2 separate regions of the Homo sapiens genome follow, and region 2 is linked to region 1. A link is a loop called in an ENCODE intact Hi-C map of the cell type or tissue named here. Cell type or tissue: heart left ventricle. All regions are shown on one strand. Each heading gives the region's core, and the rest is flanking DNA. Links, peaks and the distances in the headings are about the cores only. Region 1 overlaps AFG2A (AAA ATPase AFG2A). Region 2 has its middle 54 kb from the start of SPRY1.

Region 1 (5,383 bases), core at 114-5,113:
GATGGAAATATCTCAAAATAATAAGAGCTATTTATGACAAACCCACAGCCAATATCATACTGAATGGGCAAAAACTGGAAGCGTTCCCTTTGAAAACCGGCAGAAGACAAGGATGCCCTCTCTCACCACTCCTACTCAACATAGTGTTAGAAGTTCTAGCCTGGGCAGTCAGGCAAGAGAAAGAAACAAAGGTTATTCAATTTAGAAAAGCGGAAGTCAAATTGTCCCTGTCTGCAGATGACATGATTGTATATTTAAAAACCCCATCGTCTCAGCCCAAAATCTCCTTATGCTGATAAGCAACTTCAGCAAAGTCTCAGGATACAAAATCAATGTGCAAAAATCACAAGCATTCCTATACACCAATAACAGACAAACAGCCAAATTGTGAGTGAACTCCCATTCACAATTGCTACAAAGAAAATAAGATACCTAGGAATCCAACTTACAAGGGATGGGAAGGACCTCTTCAAGGAGAACTACAAGCCACTGCTCAACAAAATAAAAGAGGACACAAACAAATGGAAGATGGGAAGAATCAATATTGTGAAAATATCCATACTGCCCAAGGTAATGTACAGATTCAATGCTATCTCCATCAAGCTACCAATGATTTTCTTCACAGAATTGGAAAAAACTACTTTAAAATTCATATGAAACCAAAAAGGAGCCCGCATAGCCAAGACAGTACTAAGCAAAAACAACAAAGCTGGAGGCATCACACTACCTGACTTCAAAGTATACTACAAGGCTATAGTAACCAAAACAGTATGGTACTGGTACCAAAACAGATATGTAGAGAACAGAGGCCTCAGAAATAACACCATGCATCTACAACCATCTGATCTTTGACAAACCTGACAAAAACAAGAAGTGGGGAAAGGATTCCCTATTTAATACATGGTGCTGGGAAAACTGGCTAGCCATATGCAGAAAGCTGAAACTGGATCCCTTCCTTACACCTTATACAAAAATTAATTCAAGATGTATTAAAGACTTAAATGTAAGACCTAAAACCATAAAAACCCTAGAAGAAAACGTAGGCAGTACCATTCAGGACATAGGCCTAGTCAAGGACTTCATGACTGAAACACCGAAAGAAATGGCAACAAAAGCCAAAATTGACAAATGGGATCTAATTAATCTAAAGAGCTTCTGCACAGCGAAAGAAACTACCATCAGAGTGAATAGGCAACCTACAGAAGGGGAGAAAATTTTTGCAATCTACCCATCTGACAAAGGGCTAATATCCAGAATCTACAATGAACTCAAACAAATTTACAAGAAAAAAAACAACCCCATCAAAAAGTGGGCAAAAGGTATGAATAGACATCCCTCAAAAGAAGACATTTATGCAGCCAACAGACACATGAAAAAATGCTCATCATCACTGGCCATCAGAGAAATGCAAATCAAAACCACAATGAGATACCATCTCACACCAGTTAGAATGGTGATCATTAAAAAGTTGGGAAACAACAGATGCTGGAGAGGATGTGGAGAAGTAGGAACGCCTTTACACTGTTGGTGGGAGTGTAAATTAGTTCAATCATTGTGGAAGACAGTGTGGTGATTCCTCAAGGATCTAGAACTAGAAATACCATTTGACCCAGCCATCCCATTACTGGGTATATACCCAAAGGATTATAAATCATGCTGCTATAAAGACACATGCACACGTATGTTTATTGCAGCACTATTCACGATAGTAAAGACTTGGAACCAACCCAAATTTCCATCAGTGATAGACTAGATTAAGAAAATGTGGCACAGATACACCATGGAATACTATGCAGCCATAAAAAAGGATGAGTTCATGTCCTTTGTTGGGACATGGATGAAGCTGGGAACCATCATTCTCAGCAAACTATCAGAAGGACAGAAAACCAAACACCACATGTTCTCACTCATAGGTGGGAATTGAACAATGAGAACACTTGGACGCAGGGCAGGGAACATCACACACTGGGGCCTGTCAGGTGGTGGGGGGCTGGGGGAGGGATAGCATTAGGAGACATACCTAATGTAAATGATGAGTTAATGGGGGAAGCAAACCAACATGGCTCATGTATACCTATGTAATAAACCTGCACGTTGTGCACATGTACCCTGTAATTAAAAAAAAAATTCAGTTACAACCAGGTGTGGTGGTTCACACCTGTAATCTGAGCAGGAGGATCACTTGAGTCCGGAGTTTAGACCAGCCTGGGCACCGTAGGGAGACCCGTCTGTCCAAAAAAATAAAATTTAAATGTTAGCCAGATGTGGTAGCACACACCTGTGGTCCCACCTATTCGGGAGGCTGAGGTGGGAGGACCGCTTGGACCCTGGAGGTCAAGTCTGTAGTGAGCCATGATCGCGCTACTGCAGTCCAGCATGGGCAACAGAGCAAGACCCCATCTCAAATAAATAAATAAAACTCAGTAAGTAATAGAGCCAGAATTTTGAACTATGAATAGGTAAGATTAAAAAAAAAGACATTATTTTGTAATGTCTTGTATTATCAGACAAGGTACCAGAGACAAGGAAAAAGAAAGGTGCACTGAACAGCCAAAGCAGGACTGACGGAACTCAGAAATGGGCTGGGACCAGCCTGGGAGAAAGAAAACGCAAGGCAAAGAAAAGGATAAAACAGCCCTGCTGCACTCTGGTGGGACTGATAAGAAATAGCTTCTGTATCTTGGTATTTTGTACCTTAAAAAAAATTGAGGAGTGGCAGGAATAGAAAACAGAAACAATGTCTCTTTGGGGTGAGAGACAGAAACACGCTGTTCCTCTCAGAGGATGTGGAAACATTGATGACCTCTGCAAGTGCAGGCAGGCAGTATCCACAGCTCTGCATCACCACTCGGCGTCACCACTGTGCAACCCATCAGTCCTGTGGTGCCCGTTCAAGTTACATTGTATAAATCTGTCCTACGGCATCTGTATCCTCACCATCTAATAACTTTAGCACAGAATATTGTTTAAGAATGATGGAGAGGGAAAAGAAGACTTTGAGTCAACAAAACCTTTGTTTGTTTACATTTACCATATCATCCATTCTTTGTAGTATATATCAGAAGACTTTCATTTTAGGTTTTTAAAAATCGTTTATATGTAATGAGTTAAAAACCTTAGTTATCCAGAAACATATTCTGAGCAACATGTTTTTGGTACCACCTGCTGTCTTATATATTTCTTGTCTGCATGCTTCTGTATACCTAGTAGGTGTCTGTAGGCAGATCACCTTACATTGTGATTTCTTTTAAATTGGGAAAAAATATATGTCCTTTGAATATCTTATGGTTCAGCAGGGGCATTAGAAAATATAAACAACTGTTGTGTGATATGTGCAAAAGAAATGTGAACAATGTTTAGGAGTAATATAGAGAAGAAAATGACAGTTTCTTTGTATAGAAATGATTTGAAAGAATAACTAGGATTTTCCTGGAGTACATGGCCTGGGAGTAGACAGGACTGTTCAGATAAAGAGATCACTATTTATAAATTAGAGAGGTGTGAAGAATATGCTCATAGCAATTTTAGGGGAAGTACAAGGAGTTCAGTATTGGTAGAAAGTAAAGGGCCTGGAGGGGTCAAATAACAGGAGACGATGCTGGGAAAAGAAGCAGAGGACAGGCCATTTGTCCCCACTGCCACTACTCCCTTACCCCCATTAAGAACCCATGGGTTTATATATTTTTAAATATCTTAAAATATGTAAATATCTAAGGAAGTTCTTCACTCCTATTCTATCTTATGGAGACCCTTTTTAAAGAGTGAATTTTATAGAGACATAGGAAATGTTAGTTTGCATTGTTTTCACTTTGCCCCTATAGTTTTTTAAAAAGCAGATTCACTTTTTACAAGAGGAAGAATTTGGATTAGTGCTGGATACATACTGTTTTGACTTGTAAAATGACTCTTTAATAGAAATGGACAAAGAAAATATGCTAATAAAATAACTTAAGTATGTGTATGTGTGTGCATGCTAAATTTTTTTTTCTTCTGTTCTCTTCATTTTGTGCTCATCATCAATTGCTGCTATTTACTGTGGTGCATTTTTCCTGAACACCTGCTGTCAAATGCATCAAGTCTTTTCTTGCACAGTGCTACAGGTTTTTGCAGAACTGAGCAAGCCCAACATTAGACAGATAGCCTAAAGACTGATTGATTTATTTGTTTTAATACAAATATACGCTAACATGTTGACATACAGAAATCTGTTTCAAATGAATTATTTTTTAAAGAACAAAGAACTTTATAACCCTAGTACCTAATCCTATGCCTGACACATAGTAGATACTCAGCAAATATCTGTGGGACTGAACTGCTCTGTGAAGCCTAGCTAAGCACTAAAGACTCCCACAACTTTTTCAGCTTTATGGGGAAGTGATTATCTTAAATAGTTTTAATGCAAATTGAATTATTGTTTAAAAAGCATGTCCACCAGTTGAAAAGTCAAGTCATGGAACATTGTTAAGATCCAGGTTTTAATTTAGCAGATATTGTTCTCTTTGCAGAATAATTACGAATCTATTTAAAATAAATGCTTTTTTATCTTTATCTCCCTTTGCACAATGGAGTGGCATTGTCAAAAGGGGAAAGTGTCTAATAATAAGTTGAAAACATTGTGCAGTTATACTTCAAAGACATCTCTTAAATTGTCCTGTTCAGGTTCACTGCCTCTGCTATTATTCATGTTCTAATTTAGGGCCTCGAAATTGTATTAGTTGCCTAACTGGAAGTTGCACTTCGTTCCTGTGCTTCTTCCACACTGCTGCCAGAATCATTTACTTTCTTCAACAGAAAATCAAGCCTGTCTCTTTCCTCATTAAAAACCTGCAATTTGCTACGGACTGTGAGATAAGGACCAAACTCCTTGGCATTACATACCATATGTAATGTAATTATACCTGTGGATTTTTTTTCTCAATCTACCTTCATGTCCCCATGTTTCTAAGCATCCTCTACCAGTGCTTCCCAAAATTTTTCATGACATGTCACACATGGAATAATAACCAGATGATACCACTGTCTGACTGCCTGAAGTCTCTGGCTTCTCTGAGCTTTCTGGCCCTTCTGAGATCTGAAGGAAACAATATCTTAAGCATACCCTCTAATCCATTCCCAGTACAACCACTGGGAAAGTCTGCCCTACATGTGACCACAGTAAACCTTTTCGCCTCCCAGGAATGGTTTGTGCACTGCTTTTCTTCTTTGCTTATAATATTCATTCTGCCTTTTCACAGTTTCTCAATCTGGTAAATTTCCCCTCCTTGTCATTTAAAGCCCGGCTCATTTGGATTTGGGAAATGTTTCTGGAATTTTTTTAAGAATATGTGAAGCTCTTTGTTTCCAATTAAAGCCTTATCTTAAATCAATTAATTTTGACTCTTAG
Region 2 (5,383 bases), core at 228-5,227, 98 kb after region 1:
TACATTTCAAACACCTCAGCTGCATAATAAGCCATTTCCCCAACCCCCTAATTTATGGCACAAGGGTCATTTGATTTTAATGTTTGCACTGGTTAGACTTTCTTTCTCCAGTCTTCCCTCCCACGGCATCTCCAGCTCTCTCCATTTTCTACCTTTGAAAATGCTCCTTACATAGCCTTTAGAAAAGCATCAAAGGGTACAAACAATAACCTGTGCTTCACAGAGAAGCCGGAAGACGGAGAGGATGTGGAGCCTAAGCTGCCTTCCACTGGGCCCAGCAAGTCCCTCTCCAGAGCCTGTGAGGTGGCCATGTTGGGAGCTTTGGCCTGGGTCTGGCCACACAGCCCTGGGTTTGAGGATCCAACATCATGGCCAAACCCAGTACTATACAGCCACCAATACCTGTTTCACAAAATGTTTACTGTAATGAGGAAAAACACAGGCCCTGCTTAGACACTTTAAGAGCTAGAAATGGCTCTGTGTGAACACAGAAGGGAGGCAGTGCAGTCTCTGACCCTAGAATTAGAACTGGGTATCTGTGCACCATTGCATTCAGTGACTGGCCCAAGGTCACAAAGTAGGAGGCGGATGGCTTGCATCTACCAGGTTGTCAGCCCTCCAGGGCTGTACTGCACCTCCCAAGCCACACTGCTTCCTTTAGGAAAGTATGGCCACGCTGCTCTCATTCAGCAACCCCAGGAGAAAAAGACTATTTCAGGGCTATTTACTCAAAACCATTGGGTAAATTCTGACTCACATTAACGTTTCCCTTTACACACCCTTTGAAATCAGAGCAACATGAGTCACCTTACTGTTCTATCCTCTTGGTTGGTGACCAAAGGGAAATGCTTCATTTTAAGAAGTAAGTCCTCGTGGCTGTTGTCGGTGAAGCTCTGAGAGTCACAATAAGGCCGGAACACCCCTGCAGTTGTGAGCCCAAAATGTCCTTACGGCACATGGGCCAGAGAGTCTCCTCCTTCCCGAAACAGGGTCTTCGCCAGGCCTTTATATTAAAATAGTAGAAACAATGGGATAAGAATGAGAATGTGAGTATATTTCTAAAAAGCAGTCATGAAGATTTTATTTCGAAACAGCAAAGTAGCATAACGAATGAACTACAGCCACATGCAGATGGGTGAATCTTAGCAATGTAATGGAAACGAAAGTCGCAAAACATATACTACACGATACCTTTTATACAGTTTAAAGTAGCTAAAATGTTTTAAAATACATGCAGTTTAGGACTGCAATAATCTACATCGACAGAAAAGCTAGGAAAACCAGGATGCTGCTGGGGAGGATGGGGTGAGGTTGCTGGGGGAACATGTCATTAGCTCTGACTTATTTTCCAGACTGACTTTTGTTTAGGAGATGGGCTCGCAGATGTTTATTATATTACTAAAAATAAATCAATAACTGAATATAAGTTGGACATCTACAACCCAATGATGACAATTTAAGGATCATAATTAAGCCAATTAATACACACCAAATTGAAAACAAAACTGACGATTGTATTAGTTTACTAGGGCTGCTGTGACAAAGTACCATCAGCCAGGCTGATATGTTTAAAATACAAACTGACCATAAACAAAATAATAGATAGCTTACATAAAGGTAAAATAAAAAGCACAAACATTGCCCCCAGAGCATGATATATAGTAAATGTTGGCCTGACCTGGGGTAGGTTTGTGAGGTAATGACCTCCTATGCTTTGATGAAGCTTTATGGCTCATCTAACTGAGGCTCTCACCTCTAAGTTCAGTCATGCCTCAGTGTTTGAGTAGAAGGAACAGATGGGACATGGGTTAGTGGCTAAAATCAATTTCATCACGTCGACGTTGGTATCCTAGCTCTCTCCTACAACCAAGTCTCTTCCTCTTTTCCAAGGGACGTTCATTCCTGCTTCTTTCCCAGTTCCCCAACAACTGGCTTTCCCGTCCTTGAACTGAACTGTCTCCATGGCTGAGGCCCCACGCCAGCTGCTCCAGATTCTTTGTGCCACCATCTGCCTGGCTGGACTTCTACAGCAGTTACCCTTGACTTCTTTTTAGAGGTTCACTTTTGAATTTTTGGGCTAAGTTTAATTTTTTTTTTTTTTGAGACAGTCTCACTCTGTCACCCAGGCTGGAGTGCAGTGGCATGATCTCGGCTCACCACAACCTCTGCCTCCAAGGTTCAAGCTATTCTCCTACCTCAGCCTCCCGAGTAGCTGGGACTACAGGTGCCCACCACCACACCCAGCTAATTTTTGTATTTTTAGTAGAGATGGGGTTTCACCATGTTGGTCAGATTTGTCTGGAACTCCTGACCTCGTGATCTGCCTGCCTTGGCCTCCCAGTGGACTAAGTTTAAACCTGAGTTAATGGTATTATTCTCCATCTATCCCTTCCTTATACAGATTTATCTCCTGGTTTCATACCTATTTTGAGATTCATGGCAGAGAATTATGGAAATCTCTAGTAACACATTTCTGTCTTTAGTCGCATGCCCAGCATTTGAACCTTGCCTTTCTCTGTGAGTATTCCCAGAAAACCATCCCAACAGTACATAGTTTGGCCTTTATAACTCCTGATCCTCTCTGAGCAATCGTAGCCAGAAACCAGACCATTGCTTTAATTAGACTGGAGGAAATAGAACAACCAGAAGTTTTCAAAGATTACAAAAGAGATTGCTAGGGAGGCTTAAAGGAAGACAGATAACAGATATCTTCTCAATAAAGGATGAGACGGGCCAGGCATGGGGGCTCACGCCTATAATCCTATCACTTTGGGAGGCGAGGTGAGAGGATCGCTTGGAGCCAGGAGTTGGAGACCAGCCTGAACAACATAGTGAGACCTCATCTCTATAAAAAAAAAGTTTAAAAATGTGCCCAGCATGGTGGCATGTGTCTGTAGTCCTAGATACTCAAGAAGAGGTTGAGCCACAAGGATTGTTTGAGCCCAGAAGTTCAAGGCTGCAGTGAGCTATGATTGCACCACTGCACTACAGCTTTGGTGACAGAGTGAAACCCTGTCTCTAAAAATAAATAAATAAATACAGAGACAGTTATCAGATGGGCATGGCTTGGTAAAGTAGAATTTATTTTGCTGTATGAGGCACTCTTGGCCTTCACACAAAGATGAGTAGTCACTCCCCGAGTTAGTGTGACACTGTCTGCTGATGTTGATCAAGATGGATACATTGACTTGTTTACTCTGTGTCACATACAGTCATTCCATGACAATCTTCAAAATGCCACCGCGTATAGGCTCAGGATTAGATAGGACATTCTTTTAATGAAAGGACATAGGATAGCCTGAATTCACTGGGTGAACATATCTAGAGTCAGGGCAGGGACCACGGTGGTGAGAACAAGCACACCAGGAGGGAGCCAAGGCCGGGCCTCGGCTTTGAGCCTGCAGCACTGGGACAGGGGTGCCCTCTACCCCCAAGCATAGACACCTTGACTTTTGGCCTTCCCGGTCTGCTCAACCCATCCTAGCTAGTTGATATGCTGTGAAGAGGACACCTACCCAAGTAACAGGAATAGAAATCTCTATGTGGCACCAAAGCACTCCTGGCCCCCTACTCCAGACATTTAGGATGGTCATTCTGCTGAGGAGGAAGATGACAGAGCCAGGGAGAAGAGCTTGGACTTCACATCCGCACCGTTCTGGATTCCAATCCCAGCTCTACCGTCGACGATTTGTGTGATTCCCGGCAAATCACCCGGCCTCTCAGTACAAATTTCTTACTCTGAAACACAAAGCTCATAACATCTACCTTTTCAGGATAAAATGTGAAGGATAAAATGAACTGATGTCTATAAAGTGTGACGCAGGGCTTGTCTTTAACGAGGGCTCATTGGCCTACCCTTCCCACCTCCTTCCAAGCACACAGGGCACGGCCTCCCGGAGCGCACATCCTCTGCCTTTTACATGTGTCCTGTTGAAATCTGAACAACCTGAGAGGTTTTTCTGTGGCTGCCGTCATCTGTTCTTTTTCACAGGAATAATTTCTAAGTGTACAATCTAACATTCTTTTGTTTTGTTTTGTTCTTTCAGAATTTCCCTTTCGTGTGAATCATATCCTTGGCCAAGCGGGGCACATTTATCGTATTTCTGAACTTTCTGAAGCCTATTTTCCAAAGTCCAGGTTCAGGTCACCTCAGCCTGGTGGTTCCTTTCCTCAATTTAATGCAGAATGACACAGTCATGTTTTTCTCTAGGTTCCTGGAAGTTACACAATAGCCATCAGGTTCTTTTTCATCAGAATGAAGTCAAGAATAGAAGTTCCCTTGTTGTTTCCTCTGCCTTCTTAGTGACGAGAGTATCATGAAGACGGGCAAGGATTTATTACATGGTTTACTTTGAGCGGAACAAGACTCCTAGTAAAATCTGAACCTCTGAACCTGATCACCATTACCACCTACATGGCCTATTAAGTATTTAAAATTGATTAAGCATTTTCCTGCATCAGAATAGAAAAACAGCCCTAGCTTATATTTACTGTGCATTTTCAATGTACAGGGTACCCAGTTAAGCTTTTGGAGGACATTGTCATTTTTAAACTTTAAAACAGCCCTACTAGGTAAGGGCTATTCTTAGTTCCCATTTTACAGATATAAAAACTGAAGCACAAAGAGATTATGTACTTTGCCTAAAACCACATGGCTTGCAGGTAGGAAGGCCAGGGTTCTGACCCTAGAGCCTGTCTTCTACCCGCTGTCTGCTCTTGCTTCTCACACATGAGCTCGCATGCCAGCTCCCTAACTTAGGGGCTTTCTGACCTTGGGAAGGTTGCTCCCTGTCTCTCAGTTTTCTCATTTGTAAAAATGAGAATCACAGTATCAACACCACCAGGATTGTTATGCAAATGAAATGCTATCGCGTTTAGGAAGCAGGTAGCACCATTCCTAGTGAAGAGCAGGGGCACCAGGCAACTGCCAGAAGAGCATCACCACCATCGCCACATGGCCCCACTCCCCCACTGCACCTGCCCTTCACATGCCAGTATTTCAGAAATCACTTTTTATCTCATAATTGCTGAGGTTCCATCTCATAATCAATGCATACATTTGATGAGGGTTAGCTTTTCCCAAAAAGTTATTACTTGATAGCATGTCTTTCTATAAATGCCATCTCTGAATCAAGGAAATATAGTATTTCTACATGTATTTGTTTTATTTGTCTAGCTCGTTTACTAGGACAAGAGCCATAGTTTGAATTTTCCTGAGTTCTCTCAACATTTAGTACTGAGCCTCACTCCAAGTACTCAATAAATAGCTGTGGAGCACATACGTGTTTGTCATAAGCAAATTCAGCTGTCCTGGTTTGTGTTGGGTAAAAGATGCTTTTTCCCTCCAAGTGCAGTATGGGGCCGGGATGGGGCAGGGCCGAGG

The links. Peaks named below come from ENCODE experiments on the same cell type or tissue, not always from the same donor. Only the 100,000 strongest peaks of a DNase experiment are listed, where the experiment ranks them.
Region 2: a loop joins it to region 1, with 2.4 times the contacts of the local background. A loop is called at or near these places in 14 of 110 quality-filtered maps.

What each region holds. Positions count from the first base shown.
Region 1 is chr4:123,241,619-123,247,001 of GRCh38, forward strand. The region is part of intron 14 of AFG2A (AAA ATPase AFG2A); the gene reads left to right. Among named protein-coding and RNA genes, the nearest start is that of SPRY1, 150 kb to the right of the region's middle. In heart left ventricle, for the core only: a CTCF peak has its summit at 2,844; a DNase peak (open chromatin) is centred at 2,843; H3K27ac peaks cover 1,216 bases.
Region 2 is chr4:123,339,715-123,345,097 of GRCh38, forward strand. No RefSeq gene overlaps it. Among named protein-coding and RNA genes, the nearest start is that of SPRY1, 54 kb to the right of the region's middle. RefSeq lists an enhancer at 620-914. In heart left ventricle, for the core only: no CTCF peak of the experiment used is centred there; no DNase peak of the experiment used is centred there; H3K27ac peaks cover 3,342 bases.